5 separate regions of the Homo sapiens genome follow, and all the other regions are linked to region 5. Evidence: chromatin contacts called from ENCODE Hi-C or POLR2A ChIA-PET data. All regions are on one chromosome and are shown on one strand. Each heading gives the region's core, a stretch centred on a gene start or an enhancer-like site at or near the end of the contact. The rest is flanking DNA. Distances are from core to core; before and after follow the strand shown.

What was found. Hi-C counts contacts between places; a loop is a spot of excess contacts on that map. ChIA-PET counts read pairs that join two places held with the same protein, here RNA polymerase II (POLR2A). Pooled maps may share reads with other maps.
Region 1: a loop to region 5 is called in a pooled map, with 7 times the contacts of the local background. The contact joins the promoter of STX4 here to the promoter of KIF22 in region 5. A Hi-C loop is called at or near these places in 2 of 50 pooled maps. POLR2A ChIA-PET finds 5 or more read pairs at or near these places in 2 of 52 experiments (HEK293 and HEK293T).
Region 2: a loop to region 5 is called in a pooled map, with 10 times the contacts of the local background. The contact joins the promoter of FBXL19 here to the promoter of KIF22 in region 5. A Hi-C loop is called at or near these places in 3 of 168 maps with a recorded cell type or tissue (CD8-positive, alpha-beta T cell, Right ventricle myocardium superior and naive thymus-derived CD4-positive, alpha-beta T cell) and 11 of 50 pooled maps.
Region 3: a pooled map shows a loop between it and region 5 (6-fold over the local background). The contact joins the promoter of KAT8 here to the promoter of KIF22 in region 5. A Hi-C loop is called at or near these places in 1 of 37 single-sample maps with no recorded cell type and 4 of 50 pooled maps. POLR2A ChIA-PET finds 5 or more read pairs at or near these places in 1 of 52 experiments (H1).
Region 4: a loop to region 5 is called in a pooled map, with 6 times the contacts of the local background. The contact joins the promoter of BCL7C here to the promoter of KIF22 in region 5. A Hi-C loop is called at or near these places in 1 of 168 maps with a recorded cell type or tissue (Right ventricle myocardium inferior) and 4 of 50 pooled maps. POLR2A ChIA-PET finds 5 or more read pairs at or near these places in 2 of 52 experiments (HEK293 and HEK293T).

Annotation. Positions count from the first base shown.
Region 1 is chr16:31,029,719-31,035,320 of GRCh38, forward strand. STX4 (syntaxin 4) reads left to right here and starts at 3,840. Exons shown (of 11, transcript NM_004604.5): 1 at 3,840-4,117; 2 at 4,295-4,396; 3 at 4,508-4,607; 4 at 4,744-4,818; 5 at 5,252-5,322. The coding sequence starts at 4,088. RefSeq lists enhancers at 3,164-3,675, 4,188-4,698.
Region 2 is chr16:30,920,568-30,925,675 of GRCh38, forward strand. It overlaps FBXL19 (F-box and leucine rich repeat protein 19), which reads left to right and starts at 3,005. Exons shown (of 11, transcript NM_001382779.1): 1 at 3,005-3,892. FBXL19-AS1 (FBXL19 antisense RNA 1) reads right to left here and starts at 2,702. Exons shown (of 1, transcript NR_024348.1): 1 at 1-2,702. RefSeq lists enhancers at 1,075-2,043, 1,784-2,603, 2,044-3,011, 2,634-2,723, 2,764-2,923.
Region 3 is chr16:31,114,318-31,119,675 of GRCh38, forward strand. It overlaps KAT8 (lysine acetyltransferase 8), which reads left to right and starts at 3,347. Exons shown (of 11, transcript NM_032188.3): 1 at 3,347-3,575. The coding sequence starts at 3,365. It also overlaps a transcript of BCKDK not described here. RefSeq lists silencers at 3,165-3,391, 3,291-3,640 and an enhancer at 3,811-3,930.
Region 4 is chr16:30,891,911-30,897,227 of GRCh38, forward strand. BCL7C (BAF chromatin remodeling complex subunit BCL7C) reads right to left here and starts at 2,167. Exons shown (of 6, transcript NM_004765.4): 1 at 1,943-2,167; 2 at 1,302-1,380; 3 at 930-1,038; 4 at 676-837. The coding sequence starts at 2,034. MIR762HG (MIR762 host gene) reads left to right here. Exons shown (of 3, transcript NR_110942.1): 3 at 2,638-3,310. It overlaps MIR762 (microRNA 762), which reads left to right and starts at 1,993; the gene lies at 1,993-2,075. It overlaps CTF1 (cardiotrophin 1), which reads left to right and starts at 4,704. Exons shown (of 3, transcript NM_001330.5): 1 at 4,704-4,758. The coding sequence starts at 4,734. RefSeq lists enhancers at 1,124-1,756, 1,295-1,624, 3,368-3,873, 3,874-4,377, 5,241-5,290 and a silencer at 2,005-2,484.
Region 5 is chr16:29,786,851-29,792,048 of GRCh38, forward strand. KIF22 (kinesin family member 22) reads left to right here and starts at 3,901. Exons shown (of 14, transcript NM_007317.3): 1 at 3,901-3,979. The coding sequence starts at 3,910. LOC105371167 (a long non-coding RNA gene) reads left to right here and starts at 663. Exons shown (of 2, transcript XR_950983.1): 1 at 663-696; 2 at 1,072-1,273. RefSeq lists an enhancer at 3,312-3,711.

The DNA of each region.
Region 1 (5,602 bases), core at 2,590-5,089, 1.2 Mb after region 5:
TTAGGCTGGGCACAGTGGCTCATGCCTGTAACCCCAGCACTTCGGGAGGCCGAGGCAGGCAGATCACGAGGCGGGAGGATCACGAGGTCAGGAGTTCGAGACCAGCCTGGCCAATATGGTGAAACCCCATCTCTGCTAAAAATACAAAAATGAGCTGGGCGCGGTGGTGTGCACCTGTAATCTCAGCTACTTGGGAGGCTGAGGCAGAATTGTTTGAACTCAGGAGGCGGATGCTGCAGTGAGCTGAGATCGTGCCACTGCACTCCAGTCTGGGAGACAGAGCGAGACTACGTCTCAAAACAAACAAACAAACAAACAACAACAACAAAAACAGAGATAAGGTCTTGGCATGTTGCCCAGGCTGGTCTCAAGTCCTGGGCTCAAAGGATTCTCCTGCCTCAGCCTCCCAAAGTGCTAGGATTACAGGCGTGAACCACTGCACCCACCCTACTTTTTTTTTTTTTTTTTTTTATACAGGATCTCACTCTGTCACCCGGGCTGGAGTGCAGTGGCAAGATCACTGCTGACTGTACCCTTGACCTCAGGGACTCAAGTGATCCTCCTGCCTCAGCCTCCTGAGTAGCTGGGACTACAGGAGAGCGCCAGCACACCTGGGTAATTAAGATTTTTTTTGTAGAGACAGACGCTATGTTGCCCAGGCTGCTCTCGAACTCCTGGCTTCAAGTGATACACCCTTGGCCTCCTAAAGTGCTGGGATCACAGGCATGAGCCACTGCACCTAGCCTAATATAGTTAATATCCCCGTCAAGGCTGCTCAGAGGGCCTGAGAGGAACAAAGGGCTCAGCTCTGGAGAGCTCCACCCCCAGCGCCAATCTCTCTAAATGGCCTCTTTCCTCTCCATATTCCACCACAAGGCTTGGAGTCCAGCTTCCTGTGACCTTAAGTCACCATTCCAAAGCCCTGCGATCTCACCCAGAGACCACAAGTGAAATAATATTATAATCCTGAGAAGTTTAGTGGACCAAGATGGCATGCCATCAAGACGCTGAGAAACAAAGAGGAAGATGGGACCAGGGGGCCCAGAAGACGCTGGAACCCACAGTATTAAAAGCTCAGAGAGGCTGGGCACAGTGGCTCACACCTGTAATCCCAGCACTTTGGGAGGCCAAGGTGGGTGGATCACTTGAGCCCAGGGGTTTGAGAACAGCCTGGGCAACATGGCGAAACCCAGTCTCTACCAAAAAATATACAAAAATTAGCCAGGCATGGTGGTGCGTGCCTTAGTACCAGCTACTTGGGAGGCTGAGGCAGGAGGATTGACTGAACCTGAGAGCACACCACTGCACTCCAGCCTGGATGACAGAACCAGACCTGACCTCAAAGAGAAGAAAAAAAAAAAAAAAAAAAAGCCCAGAGGGGAGGGTACCCTCAACAGTTTTCCAGCCCCTTCCACATCCTTCCTAACCTCACTTGATAGTGTTCAAGTCCTACCTTAGGCAAGGCAGAAATTATAGGACCAAGCCGCCAAATGGGGAAATTGAGTCCCAGAGAGAAGTAATGCATTATTTAAGATCCCATGCAGGACTATGAGTCAGGGGTCCAAGAGCCCTTCCACCGTGTGCCACTCAGAGACACAGAGTAGGAGGGGGAAGGGGGTCGGGTGGCAGGGGACAAAAGATGCAGGAGGCAAGCAGCAGTGACTGAAGAGGCAGAGGCTGACATGAAAGACCCAGGAGCAGAGAATCTTTCCTTATCATCTCCAGGGGACACCACTGGGCAGGGCTTGGCCTCCGGAAAAACCCTGCATTCCCTCTGTGGGTTCATCAGGGCACCACTCTCCTACTAGCTGGGTTTTTTTTTTTTGTTTTGTTTTGTTTTTGAGACAGAGTCTTACTCTGTCACCTAGGCTGGAGTGCAATGGCGTGATCTCAGCTCACTGTAACCTCCACCTCCCATGTTCAAGCAATCCTCCTGTCTCAGCCTCCCAAGTAGCTGGGATTACAGGCACCTGCCATCATGCCTGGCTAATTTTTGTATGTTTGTAGAGACAGGGTTTCGCCATGTTGGCCAGGCTGGTCTCCAACTCCTGGCCTCAGGTGATCTGCCTGCCTCAGCCTCCCAAAGTGCTGGGATTACAGGCATGAGCCACCACACCCTGCCTGAGCTGGGTTTTAACAGGAAGAGGAGAAGAGCCAAAACTCCTCACATAGAATCACACAGCACTTGACAGTTTCCAACCTCATCATCACTGAAGTTTAGAGCAGCCGATACCCATAAAGATGATCTCCCCATCCCCCTACAGTTACCCACTGTGCAGAGGGAGATCCACACTTAGAGACAGGAAGCGATTTCCAGAAGTCCATAGCAACTCAGTCCCAGGAATCTAGGTTTCCTGACCAGGGCATAGCAGAAAGGGTCCATTCCTTTCCTTGCTTGTACCTTCACAGAAGCTTCCTGGACAGAGCCCTGGGGTCCAGGAGACCTGTTATTCATTCCCGGCTATGCTGAGACTTGCTGAGTGACCTTGGGGACTCCTTCTAGAGAATATAAGTTCCACGAGTGCAGGAATTTTTGTCTATTAGTCCTTGATGTATCTCCAGCCCTAGAACAGTGTTTGGCCCATACTATGTGCCCAAAAAATATCCATTAAATGACTGAATGTTGCTGTGCATGGTGGTGCATGCCTGTAATCCCAGCACTTTGGGAAGCTGAGGCAGAAGGATTGCTTAAGCCCAGGAGTTAGAGACCAGCTTGGACAACATAGTGAGACCGCATCTCGTAAAAATTTTTAAAAATAAAAAATGAGTGAATATCTAGATAGCCAGGATTAGAGAAGTGTCACAGTCAGAAAGCCTGAAGCCTAAAGAAGACCAAGGAACCAGGGGCTTTATCCTCAGATACATGAAAGCCTGAAATTCTGTCCACAAGTATTTATAGAGGGCCCGTAATGTTCTTGGTACTGGGCTAGGAACTCCCCAGATTCAGTTAAGAACAAAGTCATTACCTGGCCTCAGATGCAAGGCAGGGGCTGGGGGGTGTGAGTGGCAGGGAGGCAGCGTGATCAATACAAACACTTTTCTTAGCCTGAGCTGCCCTGACATGGTCTGACGGCTCACAAGGTGGTGAGTGCAGCCGGGCTGCAGTGTTCAAGGAGGGCGCCGGCTGGCCGCCCACCTGTCAGAGGCTGCGCCAGAAGGATGCGGAAGAAGAGATTTCTGCCTTGGCTGAGGTCACTTCCCACCCCCAGATTCCCTGCCCACACAACCCTGCAATTTTCTGACGCTGACGACTCGGATCCTATTATTTCCCGATTTTCAAGGTCCCATGATGCTGACAGCCCCAAATGCTAAGTCGTCAGTCCGCCCACGCCCTGGACCCGAAAGCAATAAAGGCGAGGTCAGCAAGGGTCCTACCACCCACTGCCTCGAAAGGCCTCTGGGGGTGGTCGGCGCGCCCCTCCCCACCTCGCGGGGGCCGTGTGGGCGTCGCTCGGTCGTTGGGGTGCCGGGGACGTCGTGATGAGAACGGCGTCCCAGAGACGGCGGTGACAGAGCCGGGACACGTGACAGTCACAGGGTCACATTCTGCGGTCCACGAGTTTGGGACCGGGCTGGTCACGTGACGCGGTGGGGGCACCATGGGGTGATGTGAGATGCGGGTGTCTCGGATTACGTACAAATGACGTATTCCTACCCCTTTTGGCAACCAGATTTCCGTTGGAAGATGCAACGGTTCCGGTGACGGTAGCAAGTTCTCGCGTCCAGGCATCTCCGCTTCCGCTCGGGGCGCAACAACTTCCGACTCCACCTTCCCAGCCTCGGGCAAGGAAGAGACGCGACCATGTGCGCATGCCCCGAATTTATCACGGAGGGGCGGGGCTGAGGCTGCGGGAGCTGGAGCGGGGAAGAAAAGGGAATTCCAACCTGTGGAACCTTGGGGGGTCCCCGGGGTCGGCGCCTTCCCATTGACTGTGGGCGGTGCAAGGGACGGAGCCTCTGGCGGCTCGTGGGGGTGTTGGGGTCCGCAGGGGGAGGGAGGGGAGTGTCAGAGTGTGAGCGGGGTACGGGAATTCCAAATTTGAGGGCCTCCCGGCTCTGGCGCCGGGGAGGGAGAGCTCAGGCCGCCATGCGGGACAGGACCCACGAGCTGAGACAGGTGAGACGCCAGGGCAGCGGGGATGGGGACGGGCGGACGAACTGGAACGCAGGACTTCTGGTCTTCGGGATAGGGAGGGGTGGCTGATGGCCAGGAAGGAAAGTCCCGGAAGCCTGTGGGTCCTGCGGGGTAAGAGCCGCAGCGAAACGGTGGTGCCAATGACTCCGGGCCTGGCAGGGGGATGACAGCTCGGACGAAGAGGACAAGGAGCGGGTCGCGCTGGTGGTGCACCCGGGCACGGCACGGCTGGGGAGCCCGGACGAGGAGTTCTTCCACAAGGTAAGGGGCTGGGGTCTCCGCCTGGATTCGCGAGGGTGTAGGAGGACCCGAGGAGTAGCGTGGTCTGGAGTACCCCATATCTCTTTCAGCCCTCTCGGTCACCCTCCCCAGGTCCGGACAATTCGGCAGACTATTGTCAAACTGGGGAATAAAGTCCAGGAGTTGGAGAAACAGCAGGTCACCATCCTGGCCACGCCCCTTCCCGAGGAGAGTGAGTGAAACCCCGGCTGCAGGGCGCATGCTCCGCCCCAGGGATTGTGGGGGTTGTAGTTCCACGCAGGTGGTGGCCAGAGTGGTTTGTTGAGGTGGGGGCTGCTGTTTGGGAGTCTTGGCCTTCTCTTATTCAGGCATGAAGCAGGAGCTGCAGAACCTGCGCGATGAGATCAAACAGCTGGGGAGGGAGATCCGCCTGCAGCTGAAGGGTGAGCTCCTGGGACCTCAGACAGATCCTTCCCTCTGATCCTGCCCTGTTGTTGGTATATCTGGGGAGTGTGTGGCCCAGAGAAGCCAGTGATATATCCAGGTCACACAGCAGGCCTGGGTCTAGCATCTGTCTCCTGGCCTCCAGGCCATTGTACTCTCCACAGCACAAGTCCGCCTCTCAGGTTCTTTTATTTACAATGAAACCATTTACTTACACAGTTATCGCTGCCCACTGGGCATTCTTTGGGCAGGGAGATGGAGTTTTGTTAGGTGGCCTCTGCATACCTATGGGAACTCAGTGATGTAATGCAAAGAAAAATAAACTTACTTTCTCCTCTTAGAGGCTCAGCCTTAGTCATTTTATGATAAATTATATTTCCCTAAAAATCCTATGGAGACAAGTACCCCCAATACCCCTGTGTCTTCCCACAGCCATAGAGCCCCAGAAGGAGGAAGCTGATGAGAACTATAACTCCGTCAACACAAGAATGAGAAAAACCCAGGTGGGTTTTTTTTCTCAGAAATGAGGACATTTCAGCAAATGTTTCATGAAGTATTAGATGACAGGTGTATGAAGGAAGGGCCTGCAGAGATCATGGAGTCCAATTGGATGACTTTTCCAAATGGGGAAACTGAGCTCAGAGAGAGAAAGAACTTGCTCAAGGTCAGGAAGCCAGGTCTCCTGATGCTCAGTCCGGTTATAACACCCTGCTTTATTTTCTTCCATTCAATAGGAAGTTACTGTGACCCCAGACAAGACCTAGTCTTGGCTGTGGGACACAT
Region 2 (5,108 bases), core at 1,755-4,254, 1.1 Mb after region 5:
TCGTCCAGGATGGAGTGCAGTGGCACGATCTCAGCTCACTGTAACCTCCACCTCCCGGGTTCAAGCAATTCTGCTGCCTCAGCCTCTCGAGTAGGTGGGATTACAGGCACATTCCACCATGCCCGGCTAATTTTTGTATTTTTAGGAGAGACAGGGTTTCACCATACTGGCCATTGCTGGTCTCGAACTCTTGACTTCATGATCCGCCCGCCTAGGCCTCCCAAAGTGCTGGGATTGACAGTGGCATTTAAATAGAGACCTTTTAGAAAAGTGGGAAAGTAGAAAAATAAATAATAAATACATAAATAGAGACCTGTAAATGATGAACAGTGAACTTGGTGGAGAAGTGAGATGGGCATGGGGAGGATAGCCCTCAAGCAGAGGGAACAGGGTAGAAATCAATCATGCAACACCAAATTCAAGCAGTGAGGATAGAGGGGACAGCCAATCCTCTAGGGAGGGCTAAGGATTTCCTGACTGATAAAGCCTGAGCGGCAAAGAAGCCTCCTATCCAGCCTTGGGCAAGTCTCTGCCAAGCTGGGACTTCACACTACACTGGCCAGCCATTGACTTCCCTGATAGAAAAACCACAACCAACAAGTCCTCGCTGGGGCTGGTCTGCCAAACACAGAAGACAGAGGGAAGGGGAGGGGGCTGTCTTGGGGTCAGAAGTGAGCAGGTTTTCCAGGGGAGAAGGAAGATTGAGAAGAGGGGTATGGCTGCTGGCTCACACCTATAATCCCAACACTTAGGGAGGCCAAGGCGGGAGGCACACTTGTGGCCAGGAGTTCGAGACCAGCCTGGGCAACATAGCGAGACTTCGTCTGAACAAAAAAAAATTATAGTTTAAAAATTAGCTGGGTGTAGTGGCGCGTGCCTGAAGTCCCAGGTATTCACAAGGCTGAGGGAGGAGGATCGCTTAAGCCCAGGAGGTCGAGGCTGCAGCAAACTATGATCCTGCAACTGCACTCCAACCCAAGTGACAGAGCAAGACCTTAAAACACACACAAAAAAAACCAAAAAACGGCAGAAAGATGAGAAGCCGTTCCATTTGCATAGGCAGTTGAAGTGTCTAGGCAGAGGCCTCCAAGGCTGACTGGATATCAGGCAGGGGATGAGGCTGGACAGCCTGCAATGCCTCCAACTCCAGGTTGCGGAAATCGTGTTTGTAGTACCTCAGTCGAATGGAGATTGAGCGCCCCCTGGGAGCAGTGCTCGGTAACAGACGCTGGAGGACCCCGATGAGGAGGGGCGGGGGTCGGTTCAATCTGGGAGGAGCCTGCGGGTCAGTTTTCTTCTCACAGGAGCGAACTCTGTCCGGCATCATGGATTCCTGGGCTCCCAGAACGGCTGGGCTGGAAGGGACCTTAGAAAGGGATCTACCACCGCGTGCCCCGTGCCAGAGTTGGGCACTTTGGTGACAAGAACATTGGCTTGTTTAACACTCACAACTGTGCTTCGAGGTGGGGATCATTATCCCCATTGTCCCCATTTTGCAGATGAGAAAAAGCAAGGTTTGGTGGCTTCCCGGGGCGGGGCGGGGATTCGCTGTGACTCCAGGTCCTTTTCCCCGGAGCCCGCACGTCTTGTAAGACACTGATTCCCGGAGGTCTGAGGAGCAGGAATCGAGTGGGAGGTGCCCAGGCTTTCTAGGGAACAAGAGTGTGAATGCACTCTCGACGAGAACCACGCCCCCCTGTTCGACAAGACTGATTCCTGCTGCCTTCCTTTAAGGGCCCTCCCCTGAAACGCGAAGTCCTCGCCCCATGGAGAGGCGGACATTCTTTATTCCCGGATCGCCCGACGTTTTTCTCCCCCACCCGCACTGATCCCCACTGGTGACATAAATCCTTCCCCTCCACTCGCGAGTGAAAGCTTGGGACTACATTTCCCGCCAGGCTGTTCAGAAGCCGGTGGCGGAGAGAGGAGAAAAGAGTCTTTCCGTTTCCGTCGCCTCGCAATTTGGCGTGTCCGCCGGGATTCACATTTCAACAGCGACGTCCTTTCTCTGTTGGACTCGGCAAGGAACTACATTTCCCAGCAGGCACCGGCGCAGAGGTCGAGGGGCGAGGTCGCCATCTTTTTCGTAGTCCTCTCCCTCATTTCCGCAGGGAAGAGGCCAGACGCCTGGACTACACATCCCATGTCGCAGTCGCCCCGGCCCTGCAGCCGCCATCTTTGCCGGTGGCCCCGCCCCATCCCCTTCCATTGTCTCGACTTGAGATGATAGACGGGAGCCGGGAGACTGCAACTCCCGTCAGGCCGTGCGCCACTGGTGGGGGGGATTTCGAGACCACAGGCGGGCGAGGTGCCCAAGGTGGTGGAAAGCGGAGACCGGGAGAGGCTAGGTAGCCTGCCATCTTTACGGTAGTCTCCTCGTCCTCCTGGTTCCGCCATTCTTAAGGAACACTGGAAGGCTATAAAACTACTAATCCCATCGCACCTCGTAAGATCGACTACTAGTCAGGTGTATGTCCCTCTTCCGCCATCTTGCTTGTAGTCCTCTTTCCTTTTCACCTTTCCATTGTTCCTGACGAGTAGAAATGGCAGCGGGAAGGCAGCAGATGGACTGCGACTCCCGTCAGGTACCACACACGCGGAGGGTTGTGGACAGGAGGGCGTGTGAGTGCCTGGGAAGGAGGTCGGGTCGGGGGAGAAGGCCATCTTGTTTGTAGTCATCGTTCCCTCTCCTTCTCGATGTTCTGCAACTGGGAGCCTCGGGGCAACGGGACTCTAACTCCCGGCATCCTCGGCTCCCGGCTGGGCACGCCCTCCGCCGTCCTGTTTGTAGTTCCCGCTGTCCCCAGCGTCCTATTGTTCCCCCGTAGCATCAGTGGCCGCAGGACTACAACTCCCGTCGAGCCCTGCGTGCGTTCGTCCTGGAAAGTGGAGGTGGTGGAGGAAGGAGGGGGAAGGGGGCGGGGTTCCTCTGGGAGAAGGAGGGAGTAAAGAGGGGGAGGAGGAGGAGGAGGAGGGAAGGAGGAGGGAGGGGAGGGGAGGGGGGAAGAGAGGAGGAAGGAGGAAGGAGCTGAGGAGGGATGAGAGAGGCGGCCAGGGCCCCGGGCCGTAGCAGCGCGGGGCTGGGGGACCAGGGGGGCTGAGACACCCCAACTGCCCCCTTCCCCTTTCCCTCTCCCCCTCTATCCTTTCCTTCCACCCTCCCGCTTGAGGAGGGGGATTTATTCAAATTTTATTTAAATCCCTATCTCCCGAGGGTCGCGCGCTTGGGGGAGGGGGAGAGGTCGGGGGTGCGCGCGGGCTGGGGGGGGCGGGGCCGGAGCAGCTTCCTTCACCTCCCCCTCCGCTCGCCTCGCAGCCGTAGGGCAGGGGGTCGCAGTCCAGGGGCGGGCCCAGGGGAGGGGGGCAGGTTACAGCGACCCCCCCCTCCCCGGGAACCGGCGGTGGGCGGGCTTGAACCCCGGAAACGGTGGGGGGGGCCCAGGCCTGGCACTGGACCCCTGGGCAGTGGGGTCCGGGAAGGGGCCAGTTAAAGGGCCAGGGGCGCTGGGGAGAGGCGGGGCGGGGTGGGGGGAGGGGAGCTGGGACTCGGACCCGGGACTGAGTGGGCCCCGGGCAGAAGCTGAGCACCCTGCGCCCAAGGAGCCCCCGTTGGCCTGGGGGGGCTGAGGGACTGAGCCTCCCAGAGCAGGACCTCCCCCTGGAAGGGCCGCGCCGCAGCCCGTGGGAGGGCCTCGCCCCCGGCGCCCCCCATCTCCACTCGCCGCCGTCCCGGCCTCCGCCGGAGGGAGGGGCCGAGCGCCCTCGGGGGGCCGTGGACCCCGGCGTTCTGAGCGTTCCGCGCCCCGCGCCGCCCGGCCCCCCCGCCGCCGATGGCCGCCGACCCGCCGGGAGCTGCCGAGAAGGGAGAGATGGCTCCCGGGACACGTGTGAGGTGGGTTCATGCGGCTCCTCCTCACCCCCAGACCTGGGCAGCGCCCACTCCCATTCATCCTCAGCCCGGCCTCTCTCTACCTTCCCCGCCCCCAGCCTCACCCTCTCTCTACTCCAAACTCATCTCCAGCCCTCCTTCCTATGACCTCTCCACCCTGGGGAACTGGCCCTCCTTCCTAGACCCTGCTTCCCCTTGAAAGCCCCCACCCCCGCCTGCAGTCGCCGCCCTCCAGGCCCCTCCCCTGGAGCGCTGGAGGGCCCCTTAGCCCCATGGATGGGTATGAAAGTCCCCGGAAAGGGGGAATCTGGGGTAAGACTGACTGGGAAGAGACCCTCCAGGCTTCTAATTCCACATGGGATCTTGGAGGATCTGGTTTCCATGGGAGGGGGAGCCCAAGGGATTCTAGATGATTAGGGATGAAAGCAGCCCGGGAAGCTGGGGGTCCTAGGACTGAGCCCATCCTCAGTTCTGGGAAGATGTCAGGCTGGATTCTAGAATCCCAAGGAATTTGGGAGATTGCCCAGGTGGACCTGAGGGATCCAAGAGGAGGGTGTCCTGGAGGAGGGAACCCTGTGGGGAACAAGAGGGGCTGAGATCTTGGGCTGAGAAGGGTCTCTGAAGAAGCATCTCCAGGGCTGTCAGAGCTCTGGGGAGTTAGTGGGCAGAGGAGATCGTTAGGGACTTGGGGGCAAGGATCTCGCTGGATCTGGTGAGGATAACTGGGTTGAGGGGAAGAGAGATTGGATGGCTGCTGTGGATGAAAAGGTTGGTGGGGCGGGGGGGAGGAAAAGTCCGGAGCTTCCGTCTAGGAATCTCTGGGTATCTGGGAGGTGAATCTGGGCAGTTTACCCCAGATTGAGGTTGGGGAGAGCCTGGGATATTCTACACTCGGATAACAGGGGAAGAGTTGGGATCTCTCCAAGCTAACACCACGGACAAGGAGTGCCTGGCCTTTCCAAGGAGCTCCGGTGTGGGGATGGCAGAGGAGAGGGCCTCGGTGTCCCCTCCTGCTCCCTGGGCTAGGGAAGGGACCCTGAGGAGGCGGTAGAGGAGCGAGGCCAGGAAGCAGTTCTTGGGCTCCTCTTGAGCTGCTGCAGGGAGACAGGCCTTGAGTAGAGGATTGGCCCCCAGATACACAGAAGGGGGTGACCTCCTTGTCCCCCTGAGGAAGAGGGCAGGCTCTAGCTGCCTGTAGGTGGAGGGACCTGTCAGGGGT
Region 3 (5,358 bases), core at 2,097-4,596, 1.3 Mb after region 5:
TTCTCCTGCCTCAGCCTCCCGAGTAGCTGGGATTACAGGCGCGTGCCACCACACCCAGCTAATTTTTCTATTTTTAGTAGAGATGGGGTTTCACCACGTTGGCCAGGCTGGTCTCGAACTCCCAACCTCGTGATCCATCCACCTCAGCCTCCCAAAGTGCCAGGATTACAGGCATGAGCCACCATGCCTGTCGGATGTTTCTTGATTTGTAACCTCTGAGAGACCCATCCGCAGGCCCTGAGCATTCCACTCCTCTCAGAATTGTTTCCAAGCCCAATAACCACATTATAAATCAAACAAGATTCAGAGAATAGCCAAAGGGAATGTTTACTGAGTACCTACCCGGTCTGGCACTTTGCAATACACTTGTATATTGCTAAGACGGATAGTTCAACCGTTACATAGTTATATGATTGATAGTTATACATGCTTAACTGCTGGGGATTGGTTCCAGGACCGCCTGTGAATACCGAAATCTGCAGGCGCTCAAGTCCTACAGTTGGCCCTGCCAAACAGCAGATATGAAGTCAGCTCTTCAGATCTGTGGGTTCTGCATCCTTACAATATTTCCTTTCCTTTCCTTTTCTTTTCCTCCCTTCCTCCCTCTTTTTTCTTTTTCTTTTTTGAGATGGAGTCTTGTTGTGTCGGCCAGGTTGGAGTGCAGTGGCGCGATCTCGGCTCACTGCAACCTCCACCTCCTGGGTTCAAGCAGTTCTCCTGCCTCAGCCTCCCAAGTAGCTGGGATTACAGGCACACGCCACCACCCCTGACTGTTTTGTATTTTCAGTAGAGACGGGGTTTCACAATGTGGGCCAAGCTGGTTTTGAACTCCTGACCTCAAGTAATCCACCTGCTTCGGCCTCCCAAAGTGCTGGGATTACAGGTGTGAGCCACCGCGCCCAGTCTTTTTTTTTTTTTTTTTGAGGCAGAGTTTCACTCTTGTTGCCCAGGCTGGAGTGCAATGGCACAATCTCAGCTCACCACAACCTCTGCCTCCCAGGTTCAAGCGGTTCTCCTGCCTCAGCCTCCCGAGTAGCTGGGATTACAGGCATGCGGCCACCACGCCTGGCTAATTTTGTATTTTTAGTAGAGATGGGGTTTCTCCATGTTGGTCAGGCTGGTCTCGAACTCCCGACCTCAGGTGATCTGCCTGCCTCGGCCTCCCAAAGTGGTGGGATTACAGGAGTGAGCCACTGCGCCCAGCCTCCTTTTCTTTCCCCCCTTTTTTTTTGAGACAGGGTCTCTGTCACCCAAGCTGGAGTGCAGTGGAGGGATTATAGCTCACTCAGCCTCGACCTCCTGGGTTTAAGCGATCCCTCTGCCTCAGCCTCCTGAGTAGGTGGGACTACAGGTGCGGGCCCCGAGGCCCAGCTAATTTTTTTTTTCCCCCAAATTTTTAGTAGAAAGGAGGTCTCTATGCTGCCCAGGCTGGTCTTGAACTCCTGGCCTGAAGCGATCCTCCTGCTTGGATTCCTGAAGTGCGAGATTACAGGTGTGAGCCACCATACCTCAACACTGTATTTTCAACCCGCTCTTCGTTCAATCTCCAAAGGTGGGACATGCGGATATGGAGGGCCGATTGTGTATGGTTGGACCATACACATATAAATGGCTTTAACCTTTACTGACTCTCACAGAACCCTCAGTGCAGTGGCGTGATCTCAGCTCACTGCAAGCTCCACCTCCCGGGTTCACACCATTCTCCTGCCTCAGCCTCCCGAGTAGCTGGGACTACAGGGGCCCGCCACCACGCCCGGCTAATTGTTTTGTATTTTTTTTTAGTAGAGACGGAGTTTCATCGTGTTAGCCAGAATAGTCTCGATCTTCTGACCTCGTGATCCACCCGCCTAGGCCTCCCAAAGTGCTGGGATTACAGGCGTGAACCACCGCACCCGGCCTTTTTATTTTTTTTGAGATGGAGTCTGGCTCTTGGTCCCCAGGCTGGAGTGCAATGGCGGGATCTCGGCTCACTGCAACCTCCGCCTCCCGGGTTCAAGCGATTCTCCTGCCTCAGCCTCCCGAGTAGCTGGGACTACAGGTGCGTGCCACCACGCCCGGCTAAATTTTGTATTTTTAGTAGAGACGGAGTTTCACGGTGTTAGCCAGGATGGTCTCGATCTCCGCCCGCCTCGGCCTCTCAAAGTGCTGAGATTACAGGCGTGAGCCACCACGCCCCGCCCAACTCGTCCTTTCTTTAGACTTTATCCTGTGAGGGTGAATTATGGCCTGTCCCTGGACACACCCGTTCTGCTTTCCCCGCACCAACTGTATCCCAAATAGGGGAAGTAGTCTCTTCAACCTTCAAAAATGGGGCACTGGCTGGGCACGGTGGCTCACGCCTGTAACCCTAGCACTTTGGGAGGCCGAGGCGGGCGGATCACCTGAGGTCAGGAGTTCGAGACCAGCCTGGCCAACAGGGTGAAGCCCTCTCTCTACTAAAAATACAAAAAATAGCCGGGCGTGGTGGCGCGCGATTGTAATCCCAGCTATTCAGGAGGCTGAGGCAGGAGAATCGCTTGAACCCGGGAGGCGGAGGCTGCAGTGAGCCGAGATCGCGTCACTGCACTCCAGCCTGGGCGACAGAGCGAGACTCCATCTCAAAAAAAAAAAAGGGGGGGGGGCGGGGAGCGACATTAGGCCAGCGCGAGTGTGCGGCTCCAGGCCACCAGGGCGGCCGCTCTGGCTCTGCCCTGTTAAAGTGGGGGCAGCGCCCGCTGAAAATTGGCACATCTTGGCTTCCGCAGGTACCAGGGCCTTTAAAAAGGTTCAGCTGGCCGGGCACGGTGGCTCACGCCTATAATCCCAGCACTTTGGGAGGTTGAGGCTGGCAGATCACGAGGTCAAGAGATCAAGACTATCCTGGACAACATGGTGAAACCCCGTCTCTACTAAAAATACAAAAATTAGATGGGCGTGGTGGCGCGCGCCTGCAGTCCCAGCTACCCGGGAGGCTGAGGCAGAGGAATCGCTTGAACCCGGAGGCGGAGGTTGCAGTGAGCCGAGATCGCGCCTCTGCACTCCAGCCTGGGCGACAGAGCATGATTCCGTCTCAAAATAAATAAATAAATAAATAAATAAATAAATTAAAAAAAGGTTGAGTTGAGTCATCGCATGAGGTAAGTCTGTCTCCTCTCCTCACCCATAGGCTGCAGCCACAGGTCCGCACGGAAAACCAGGAGCTCCAAGACTGCCGCACACTCAACATCCAACTCGCGGGGCCGCGGGGACGGCCACAGAAGCCAATCGGCTCCTGCTACATCACAGACCCCGCCCTCAAACCTTGAGGAGCCCGCCCCACGCACTGCTGACCCGGAGCCAAAAGAACTGCGTGGCGTCCGATTCTGGCGTCACTTCCCTTCCCGCGATGGCGGCACAGGGAGCTGCTGCGGCGGTTGCGGCGGGGACTTCAGGGGTCGCGGGGGAGGGCGAGCCCGGGCCCGGGGAGAATGCGGCCGCTGAGGGGACCGCCCCATCCCCGGGCCGCGTCTCTCCGCCGACCCCGGCGCGCGGCGAGCCGGAAGTCACGGTGGAGATCGGAGAAACGTACCTGTGCCGGCGACCGGATAGCACCTGGCGTGAGGGCGGGGCCCAGGGCTGGGGGCGGGGCGGAGCTCAGGGCCAGGGGGTGGGGCGGGGCCTGAGGACAGGCTGTCAGTGAGGCCAAGATCCGGGGGCTGGGAGTGGAGAGGAGGAGGGGCGGGGCTTGAGGAAAGAACGCCGCGTTCCGGGCGCTGAGAAACCAGCCGGGTTGTGGGAGGCTGTTGACCTTGAATTATGCCGAGCGACGCCTACAAACCCACCGCTCAGGCCTTCACCAGGATTGTTCCCATTCCACTTCCTTGCCCAGTCTTAGGCTTCATTCCTTTTTCTTGCTAACGCTGCTTCCTCACCCTCTCTTGTCTCTGCGTCTTCTTTTTCCATTTGTCCCTGGCAGCCATCCGCAGAGAGAAGACCTTCCAGAAACAACAGGCTTCCCTTTCCTAAAGTTCTGCTGCCTTCTCTCATTTTCAAAATTAACCCCAAACTCCTTAGGGTGGCATTCATTTTTGTGACCTCTCCAGTTTCTAGCCAACACTAGGAAAGGGCATTGCCAGGCCAGAACACACTGTGCCCTCTGAAGACCACACGCCCTTTACCACCTGTGCCCTTTGCTTGGAATGCTTTTTCTTCCCTTTCTCCTTGTTTGCCTGCCTAGCTCCTACTCATCCTCTTAGCTTCATATCCTTTGTGATGTCATCCTTGATTCCCCTTCAGGCAAAGTGAGTGGTTCCCTTCTCTATGTTCCTGCAACATTTTTTTCCTACCTCAGTCATAGTTTTTGTAACATTATGTTGTAATTTTCTCTCTCTGTCTTCCTCCATCATACTGGGAACTTCTGGAGGGCAGCACTTCTTGTGATTCATCACTGTGTCCTCTGTACCCGGCAACAACACAGCATAGGGCCAGACACGTAGTGGTTGCCTTACTCATTTATTGAATGCTCTGCTAATTGTCAGGTGCGCTGCTAAAAATTTTGGAGGCATTAATTCACCTTCTAAGGTTGGTACTATTATCCCTTTTGTCTTTTTTTTTTTTTTTTTTTTTGAGACAGGATCTCGCTCTGTCACCCAGGTGGGATTGCCGTGGCACGATGACAGCTCACTGAAGCCTAGACCTTCTAGGCTCAAGTGATCCTCCCACCTCACCCTCTCAGAGTGTTGGGATTACTGGCATGAGCCACTGTGCCCAGCTGTTATCCCTTTTCACAGATGAAGAGACTGAGGCTCAGAAAGATGGAATAACTTGCTCAGTTACACATAGCTAGGAAGTAGGGAGCTGGAATTTTGTGTATTTTTTTTTGTTTGTTTGTTTGAGATGGAATCGCTCTCTGTTGCCAGGCTGGAGTGCAGTGGCGCCATCTTGGCTCACTGCGATCTCTGCCTCCCGGATTCAAGCGATTCTCCTGCCTCAACCTCCTGAGTAGCTGGGACTACAGTTGTGCGCCACCACACCCAGCTAATTTTTGTATTTTTAGTAGAGACGAAGTTTCACCATGTTGGCCAGGATGGTTTTGACCTCTTAACCTCGTGATTCACCCACCTCGGCCTCCCAAAGTGCTGGGATTACAGGCGTGAGCCACGATGCCCAGCCCTGGAATTATACATTAATGTAGGTTATCTTAATCCAGAGCCAGCACTCATGATCCCTGAACAAATGAACAACTGCGGGTATGTGGTAAAATGAGCATTGAATTTAGAGTCAGACTTAAATTCAGTTAAGTATTAGCTCTTACCACTTTTCAAATCTGTGACCCTAGGTAAGCCTCAGTTTTGTTCTGTTTTTTGGGGTTCTTTTTTTTGAGACAGAGTCTTGCTCTTG
Region 4 (5,317 bases), core at 917-3,416, 1.1 Mb after region 5:
CTATGATTGCACCAGAGTACTCCAGCGTGGGTGACAGAGACCTTGTCTCTAAAAAAAAGGGGGGGGAGGGCCGGGTGTGGGTGTGATGGCTCACACCCGTAATCCCAGCACTTTGGGAGGCTGAAGGTGGAGGACTGCTTGAGCAAGTGAGTTTGAGACCAGCCTGGGCAACATGGTGAAACCTTATCTCTACAAAAAATACAAAAATTAGCCAGGTGTGGTGGCATATGCCTGTGGTCCCAGCTACTTGGGAGGCTGAGGCGGGAGGATCGCTTGAGCCCAGGAAGTTCAAGGCTGCAGTGAGCTATGATCACACCACTATACTACTCCAGCCTGGGTGACAGAGCGAGACCCTTTCTCAAAAAAAAAAAAAAAAAAAAAAAAAAAAAAGGATCAATATGGGCCCAACATTCAGGAAACTGACATGAGAGTGAGGAGAAAGATAAACTAGTAAAAAATTAATTTACATGAAAATCTCAGACAGTGATATGTCTGTATAGATTCTAAGAGACCAGAGGAATGAGACTGTAGCTACAGGGAGATTCTGCAGGAGTCGGAAGGCGCCTTGAGGAGGGTGCACAAGACGGGGAGCAGGTATAGGGATGAGCTGGTAGGTTAGACTCTGGAGAAGACAGGACTTAGAGGAGAGAGCTCCTGGGAGGTACCTGGTCCTACCTCTCTCTTGGCCCAGCCGTGGGGGCTGAGCCTCCTCAGGGACCCCTTCTGGGGGTCCGGCAGGTGACACAGGGCGGCTGGGCTGGGGGGTGCCCCCAGGACTGGGCTCTGTGCCCTTTTGCAGGGAACCTTCCGAATGGAAACTCTGGTTGCTGTTCTCATCTGCGGGAGCAAGAGCCGAGATGGTTGGCCTGAGATCCCTAGTACACTCCTTCAGTCCCCACAGCCCCCCGCGTTTCAGGATCCCTACCTACCATTAAGATCCAGCAGGATGAGAGGGCCACCCCCTCGGGGACTGGCGCCCCTGCCCCGACGTTCCCGGCCACGGGATCTCTCTGCCCCGCCACCTGCCCGCCTTCGCTCCTGGGGGTTAGAGGATTAGGGTCAGAGCTCTTGGAAAGCCCCACCATACACCTAAGGAAACTGAGGCACTGAGAAGCAAAAGGGCTCAAACTCAGGGGGTGTGGAGCAGAAAAGAGGGCAAAAGGGGAGGAGCTGCTAATGATGGTTCCCGTCTGTCCTGCTGCATCTGAGGTCTCGGGGAGCTGGAGGTAGAGGTCAGCGTGGGGAGGAACTTGCCTGAGGTTGCACAGATGCAGGGCCTTGTGGGAATGGGGGTTGCTCACCTCCTCCTGGGGATCCACCACTGGCACCCACTTGAAGATACGAAGGGAAGTGTCGCCCACAGTCACCCATCGCTTCTCCCTGTGGGAGGGTGGGGGGCTGGGTCAGAGAGGCCTGAGGGGAGACCCACCCCCCTAGGAGCTGGACACATCTGGGGGTACCTGCAGAGGTTGAGGAGGCACAGGAGGATAGCAACAGTTTTGCTAATGGGGCATAGTTACATGGAGGAAGAGAGTCCTGCAAACCCCAGGGCATAGGCGGTGGGTGCCTCTAGAGAGAGGATATGATTTGGGGCCCTGGCTCTGCGGACCCCTGGGGCACACATGGGGGGCGTGGCTATGGGCCTGGCCCGGGATCAGAGCCCTGCAGATCCTGGGGCGCACCTGCAGGAGGGGTGTCAAAGCTTTAGGGGGCGGGGCACAAGAGGGGGCTCCCGCTCTGGGAGGACACGGCTGGGGATCACGCTTTGTAGACCCCCAGGAGTAGCCAGGCGAACGGGGACAGAGCCCTGTGGATCCAGGGCAAAGCTAGTGGGTGGAGATACACCGAACACCCGGGGCCCAGAGCTGGCGAGGGCAGCGTAGACGCCTTTGGTGCTGGTGGTCCCGCTGTGTCCCGTCCCTGGCCCCCGAGCAGCGCTCACCATCTCCGGACCTTCTCGATGGTCGCCATCACCTTCTTGATGTCATCCTTGGCCCGGCTCCGGGTCTCGGCCCGTACAGTCCGGCCGGCCATGCTGGCGGGGCTGGGGCCGGGGCCGAGCCCGCGGCGGGGCCGCCTCCCGTCCGGCGGGCTCAGGCTCCGCGCCAGGCCCGGGCGCCGCGCTCTCGGCCTGCCGTCCCCCCTGGAGTTGGCCGCGCCCTCTCTCGTCCCCAACGCCTCCGCAAGTCCCCGCCCCGTTTCCTGCCGCCGCGCCCCGCCCCGGCCTGTCCCCGGAGCGGCCCGGTGGCGCGGGCGGCCAGAGCCCAGGCCTGGAAGCCCGGCCGGCCCCGCCCCGACCCGGGCCCGCCCCCTTGGAGCGCCTGGACGCTCAGCGCCCCCTGCCCGCCGCCGAGAGCGGGAGTTGGGGACGGACGCGCGAGTTGGGGACGGAGAGCGGGAGTTGCGACCGGACGCGCGAGGCAGGGCCGAGGCCGTGTGTTCAGACCACGTGGGCGCGGGGTGCGCGACAGGGTCTGTGTCCTGCGCTGCGTGAGCCGCGGTGGGTGTCCGCGAAACGCTGTGTGTGGAGTGCGTGCGTGTGTCCGCCCTCGCCAGGCTGTTGGTCTACACCGCCCAACTTACTCAGTCATCCATTCATTCAACAGTCTTGTTAACTGAGTGCCAATTACGCTCCAGGCGCTGCGAATACGAGTGGGTCTCCACCACCAGAATGGCTAAAGTGAAAAAGACCGCACCGTGTGGAGGCGAGAAAGTAGAGCGACTGGACCTCTCTTGTATTTCTGGGGGAGTGTAAATTGGTAGAGACATTTTGGAAAACTGGCAGTTTTCTAATGAAGCCGAACATATGCCACCTCTGTGATCCAGCAGTTCCACTCCTAGGCTGTCAACACCCAGCAGAAATGTGTAGGTGTGAGCATCAAGAGGGTGCATGGGAATGTTCAGAGCCCTTTCATAACAGCCCCAAACTGGAAATAACCCATCAACAGAATGGAAAATGAATGATGCCCTACTCACTACCATGCACATAGACACAGCAACGGGATTGACATGCCCGGCTACACACAGCAACATAGACAAGTCGCATGATGAAATCTTGAGTGACAGAAGCCAAATGCAACAGTACATACTAGATGGTTCCAGGTGTATTACGTTCAGAACCAGACAAAACTAATTTATAGTGCACCAAAGTCAAGATAGTGATCGCCCTTAGGGTTGGGAGGGGACGAGGGGAGAGCTTCTGGGAGCTGATCCAGTTCTGTTGTGTAATCTGGTGCTGGTTCCCTGGGCATATGTATTCTGTGAAAATCCATCACATGACTTAAATAAAATGTACATTACTTAAATAAAATGAGTGTGTCTTTGTTGACTTTATTTGAGGCTGGCTTGTCAGCAGATAAGACCATGTCAAAATTTGTGCTGCTGTTGTGTGTGTGTGTGTGTTTCAAGGTGTGGCTGTTGTGTCTGTGAATTTGGGCGTGACCATGTCCAGAGGTTAAGGGTATAAGGGGTTAGGAGCATGGTTAAGACAGCATTTTTTTGAGCCAAGCTGCTTAGGTAAAATCCCAGTTGTGCCACACCTAACTGTGTTACCCTGGACAAGTCACTTCTCTCTATTCCGCATCTATAACACAGGAGTTAGTTAATGTGCATATGGCTCTTAGAACAGTGCCCAGCACATGGTAAATGCCCAATAAATATTTACAGTTAATACACATGTGATTGTGGGCCCTACCAATTGTCTGGCTCAATTCTATCTGCTGTGCCCTCTCCAGTTAAACTCTTTCTTCTTTTATTCCAGCAATTGCTCACGGCAATACACACACCCACTCACACGAACACACGCACACACATGCACGCGCACATGCACACACGCGCACACCTGCACACTCACACGCACACAAATCCACTCGCACACACGCATGCTCACACGCACACACGTCCGCATGCACGCACACACGCAGACACACGCAAGCGCACACACACACGGGCCTCCTCGTCTTCATTCACAAACCCCATTAGCTTCTGTTGTCTATGGGCTTCCTCGACAGACCGCGAGCCCCTCGCGGGGGCCAGAAACCAAGTATGGATCATCCCTATGTGCCTTCCTTTCCGTCTACACCAGGTTAATGGGGTTGACGTATGGGTGTGACTTCCTGTCCAGGTCTCTGTAGCTTGTTCTCCTGGGGGTGGGGGGCGGGGTGTGATTGTTACTAGGCCTGCTAAGAAGAGGAGAGCAGTGTATCTGTCTCCCTCCTGGTGGGTGTGACAATGAGATTGGAAGCCATCTAAGATAGGCCAGGAGATGTATGTCTGGACAAACATGCCCCAAGCCTGACGGCCCCCATCGTAGCCTCCCTCGCAAGCCGCGCCCCAGACTAGAGAGAGGGCCTGCGCATTCCTGTCCTGCCAGTCCGGCAGTTCCCTCTCCTGTCTCCTCAGCTTTACACCCAAAGCAGCCGCTGCCTCAGGTCCAAGCCTGAGCCCGCGGCAGAACATTGGGCTGCCTCCCAGGCCCTGACACCCCCAGCCCCGAGGTCCTGTCCACCCGGCAGACAACTTGCCTTCCCCCTCGGGCCCCTTCCCCCACTAGGCCCCACGGACGAGGAGCTGAGCTCAGGGCCAAGGAATCCTGTCTCAAAAGGGGGGGTAGGATGAAATGTTTGGGGTCTGGGCTCTGATTGGCTGCGCCCGGGCCACGCCCCCAGCCCTTTCCCCTTTCTCCCCCCTCGAAAGGGGGGCGTGAAGGGAGCCGGGATCAGCCAGGGGCCAGCATGAGCCGGAGGGAGGGAAGTCTGGGTAAGGGGCTGAGGGACCGGACGCCGGGTCGCTGAGGGGCGCAGGAGTCAGAGGGATTGGGAGCTGGGGGTCTGGGTTTCCGCCACCCCCGGGTCCGGGAGGGGAGCGGCCTTGGCGGGGAAGGGCAGGGCTCCGGTGTCAGGTAACGAGTGAGCGGGTGAGTTGTGAGAAACAGCAGGCGCTAGGGTTTAGAGGAGGCCTGGGGCTGAGGTTTCAGGGACCTGGGCTCAGGGCTTAGATCACCGGTTCGAGTACACCCAGGGGGAGGACTGGGGTCGGGGCTGGGGCAGGACCCCTGCGTCCACTGAGTCTCGGGAAAGAATCAGAGCTGGGGGGCTGAAGGAAGGGGTAGAGTAAGGGAAGGCAGTCTTGGAGTCACAGGAAGTAGTGAGTGACAACAGGAGACGAAAGTCTGGGCTGCTGAGGATCGCGACTGGTGCTGGGAAACTTCGGGGGTGGGGCGGGGGCGGGGCACCGGGTCAGGACTACATTCCCCAGCACGCATCGGGCGCGCGCTGTGCGTTTCGGGAAATGGAGTCCCTCCCGGGGCGCCAGACAC
Region 5 (5,198 bases), core at 2,651-5,150:
TTTCACCGTGTTAGCCAGGATGGTCTCAATCTCCTGACCTTGTGATCCGCCCATCTCGGCCTCCTAAAGTGCTGGGATTACAGGCGTGAGCCATCGTGAGCAGCCTTTTTTTGAGGAGTCTCCAACTGTCACCCAGGCTGGAGTGCAGTGGTGCCATCTCGGCTCACTGCAAGCTCTGCCTCCCGAGTTAACGCCATTCTCCTGCCTCAGCCTTCCGAGTAGCTGGAACTACAGGCACCCGCCACCACGCCCAGCTAGTTTTTTGTATTTTTAGTAGAGACGGGGTTTCACCGTGTTAGTCAGGATGGCCTCGATCTCCTGACCTCATGATCTGCCTGCCTCAGCCTCCCAAAGTGCTGAGATTACAGGCGTGAGCCACTGCACCCGGCCTGGAAGTTATTTTTTAAAAATCAATTGTTTCTTTCTCTGTCATCCCAGCAGGAGTGCACAGGCATGACCTCAGCTCACTGCAACCTCCACTTCCTGGGTTCAAGCGATCCTCCTGCCTCAGTCTCCCAAGTAGCTGGGACTATAGGCACATGCCACCACATCTGGCTAATTTTTTTTCTTTCAGATGGAGTCTTGCTCTGTCCCTCAGGCTGGAGTGCAGTGGTGCAATCTCAGCTCACTGCAACCTCCAACTCCTGTGTTCAAGTGATTCTCCTGCCTCAGCCTCCTGAATAGCTGGGATTACAGGTGTGTGCCACCACGCCGGGGTAATTTTTGTGTCTTTAGTAGAGACAGGGTTTCCCCATGTTGGCCAGGCTAGTGTCAAACTCCTGACTTCAGGTGATCTGCCCGCCTCAGCCTCCCAAAGTGTTGAGATTACAGGCATGAGCCACCACGCCTGGCCAAACCACCCTAATTTCTACCAGCCAGATGCAGATCCTTAAAACAACCCTAGGAGGTATTTCAACCATTATTCCCTTTTAATATCTGAGGAAATGGAGGCACAAAGAGGCTAAATCTCTGGTCTGGGCAGCCTGGCACCAAGGCCCTGTACCTAAATGGTTTATTCAAACATAGAAGCCCTATCTCCTTGATCTATGCTCTTTTCACTATTTCTGGCAGGTTTCTTACCAAATATCTGGAGTTGACAACAAATGTGAAAACTGAACAGCCTTTTCTGACAGGCAAGGAAGACCAAACTGCCAATTGCCAATGTCAGATGTTCTCAAAGTATGGTCCAGAGACTTCTGGGAGTCCCTGAGACACTTTCAGTGGGTCTACAAGTTCAAAACTATTTTCATAATAAAACTAAGATACCAATTGACTTCTCTTGCATTGTTTCTCAAGTATATAGTGGAGTATTCAAAATACTATATTATATGTGACATCACAACAGCATGAATGCAGAAGCAGATATGAGAATCTAGTTTTTTTGTGTGTCTTTGAGACAAGGTCTCCCTCTGTCACTGAAGCCAGAGTGCAGTGGCACCATCACGGCTCACTGCAGCCTCAAACTCCTGGGCTTAAGCAATCCTCCCACCTCAGCCTCCCAAGTAGCTGGGAATATAGGTGTGTGCCACCATGCCTGGCTAATTTTATTTTTTAAGAGATGGAGGTAGGCCAGGCACAGTGGCTCACGCCTGTAATCCCAGCACTTTGGGAGGCCGAGGCGGGTGGATCACGAGGTCAGGATATCAAGACCATCCTGGCTAACACGGTGAAACCCCGTCTCTACTAAAAATACAAAAAATTAGCCGGGCGTGGTGGCAGGTGCCTGTAGTCCCAGCTACTCGGGAGGCTGAGGCAGAAGAGTGGCGTGAACCCGGGAGGTGGAGCTTGCAGTGAGCCGAGATGGCGCCACTGCACTCCGGCCTGGGCCACAGAGCGAGACTCCGTCTCAAAAAAAAAAAGAGATGGAGGTCTAGGCAGGGCTTGGTAGCTCACGTCTGTAATCCCAGCACTTTGGGAGGCCGAGGCGGATGGATCACCTGAGGTCATGAGTTCAAGACCAGCCTGACCAACATGGAGAAACCCCGTCTCTACTAAAAACACAAAATCAGCCATGCACGGTGGTGCATGCCTGTAATCCCAGCTACTCGGGAGGCTGAGGCAGGAGAATTGCTTGAACCCAGGAGGCGGAGGTTACGGTGAGCTGAGATTGCGCCACTGCACTCCAGCCTGAGCAACAGAGAGAGACTATGTCTCAAAAAAAAAAAGTGCACACCTCTCTGGTTTTTAGTATGTTTATTACGTTACGCAGCCATCATCACTACTTCATTCCAAAATATTTAATATTTCCATCACCCCCAAAAGAAACTCGTTATATCTATTGCTGTAGTGCCAGCTCCTCAGCCCCTCACCATCCCCTGGCAACCACTACTTAGATGTCCTTTTTATGTCTATGGGTTTTTTACTGTAATTTTTAAATTCATTAATGTCAACTTTAATTTAGTTTCACTTCACACACAGTATATACGGCCAGGCCTGGTGGTTCACACCTGTAATCCCAGCACTTTGGGAGGCCAAGGCGGGTGGATCACTTGAGGTCAGGAGTTTGAGACCAGCCTGGCCAACATGGTGAAACCCTGTCTCCATAAAAATACAAAAATTAGCTGAGCGTGGTGGTGCACACCTGTAATCCCAGCTACTCGGGAGGCTGAGGCAGGAGAATCACTTGAACCCAAGAGGCAGAGGTTGGAGTGAACCGAGATTGAGCCACTGCACTCTAGCCTGGGAGATGGAAGTGAAACCCCGTCTCAAAAACAAAAAAACAAAAACCCTCATATACACAAAACATCTTTGGAGGCCTCATTTTTAAAAACTGTAGTGGGATCCCAAGGCAAAACGTTTCAGAAACACTGATCTAAGATTTGTGTTTTTTGTTTTGAGACGGAGTCTCACTCTGGCGCCGTGGCTGGAGTGCGGTGGCACCATCTCGGCTCATTGCAACCTACACCTCCCGGGTTCAAGCGATTCTCCTGCCTCAGCCTCCCGAGTAGCTAGGACTACAGGCGTGCCACCATCCCCGGCTAATTTTTGTGTTTTTAGTAGAGACGGGGTTTCGCCATGTTGGCCAGGCTGGTCTCGAGCTCCTCACCTCAGGTGAGCCTCCCGCCTCAGCCTCCCAAAGTGCTGGGATTACAGGACTGAGCCACCGCGCCCGGCCCGTGTTTTGTTTTGTTGTTCAACAGGGTGGAACATAATGTCTAAACCTGGGCCCTACCTACCTGGTGCTCAAAAGTGGAATGACCGTCCCTAGCCAACCCTTCAGAAAGGACAGAGAGCTACTCAACGGACTGCTGTACTCTTAAGGACTGGGAACCGGAACCGTGGGTGAGTGGGACTGAATCACAGACTAAGCGTTTTCCACGCTTCGCCGACGTGCTGAGTGCCAAGTTATAAAGACAGGAACATCCAAGCTGCTCTCCTGGGCTGACACGGACGCGAGGGGACCTACAGTGGCCTTGGGCCCAGCAGGCAGCGACTGCAACGTGACTGCCCAGAGTCCAGCCCCTGGGGCCCAGATCTACAGAACCGACCAGACGTGATAGCCCTTTGGCTGGGGCTGCAGTCCCACGATCCACACAACGACCCTGGCTCCGCAGACGCGCCAACCACCCACGGAGGCAAGAAACTGCAGAAAGTAAAGGGAAAGGGAGCCCAGTGCCGGGCGGCGCTGAGCAGCTCCCCCAGCGGCCACCGTCGCCAACATCCCTGCGTAGGGGTTTGTATCGCAGCGCGCTTCCAGACATCAACGGCTGCGCGGCCCACGCGCGCGCATGCGTCCTGACCAGGGGAACCTTTTCTTGGGGACCCGGAGGCGAGCGCTGGAAGGCGGGATAGTGGCGACCCACACGCAGCAGCTTCCGGCGGCGCGTAGTCTTGATTGGTGGAACCTGGGAGAGGGGGCGGGGCACCGGGGAATTCGAATGGGAGAGGCGGGCCCAAGGAGGGAGTGGAATGGCCGCGGGCGGCTCGACGCAGCAGAGGCGACGCGAGATGGCGGCAGCTTCAGCGGCGGCGATCTCAGGTACTTGAGCCCGGCCTGGGCAAGGCGGGTACCGACGTCTGGAGTTTAGTGGGAGTTATGTGTCGGAGTGTGGTCCAGGCTCTGCGGGTTGTCGCGGAGAGGCGGCCATGGCGCAGGGGCGGGGAGAGGGGGACGGTGAGAGTGTGGGGTCGCGAGCCGGTCGCCCCGCCTGGCTCCTGCCTTCTCCCTGTTTCCTGCTCTCCCCTTGGGTCAGTAGACTCGGGTCTCCGGTCCAGGCTCTTGGCTTGAACCCCGCGCACTTTTTCTTTGTGAGCTTCGGTTTCTTCGTCTGTGAAACGGGGGTCATGGCCTCATCCCTGGAGATCACCTGAATAAGCAAGAGAAGAGTGGCGGACGCTCTAGCCACGAGGACGAGAAGAAGGGAGCCGGAGGCGTGTATTGGGAAGGGTTCTGTGTGGGACATGGTGTTTGGGTGCAGAGACATCCCTGAGAGATGCAAGAGGACGGGCTGAGGAACAGACCCGGCTGCTGCTGGGTTTGAGTTGGCAGCGTAAGATGCTCTGCGATTACAGGAAAACGAAATAAAAGACTAAAATTTCCTTTCACTCTAGCATGGAAGTGAATGCTATTTTAGGGTTGGAAAGGCTGTTAGGACACCCAAAATCTTGTATGTGAGTATTTGTTTACATGTGCCTCTCTAACCCGGAGACTTAATCCTCGTTAGTGATGATGGTGAGCGCCATAGTAATTCACTGGAGCCCTCGTTAGCCTCGTGGGGAAACAGACATTTAGGAGAATGCCTAACACATGTAGAGCTCTTGCTATGTGCCAGGCACAGTTGTAGGCATTTTATGGTGGTGAACCATTTATTGTCCACACAATGCTATCAGGTTGTTACTATTACTGTCTTTGTTTTACACAGGAAACTGAGGTTAGTTTGTTCAGAGTTAACACAACTAGTAAATATTGGGGCTTGAATTCGCTCTCAAGGAGTCTGAGTGTAGAACCTCTGCTCTTAACCATTATGCCCAAGTACATGTTATCCCTGCTGGCTGAGCACAGTCTCCCCTTACCCTTCGAAGATGCACTGTGTCCGGTGCATGGTAGATATGAAAATGCCTGAATGAATAATGTCCCTTCCTCGAGGAATTTACAGTCTGTTTCAATAGAGTGTCACATACGTAGATGTAATACGAAACACAATGAGAGATGTGTATAAACTGAGGGTGTGGAATCTGAAGTAAGCCCTTGAGTATTC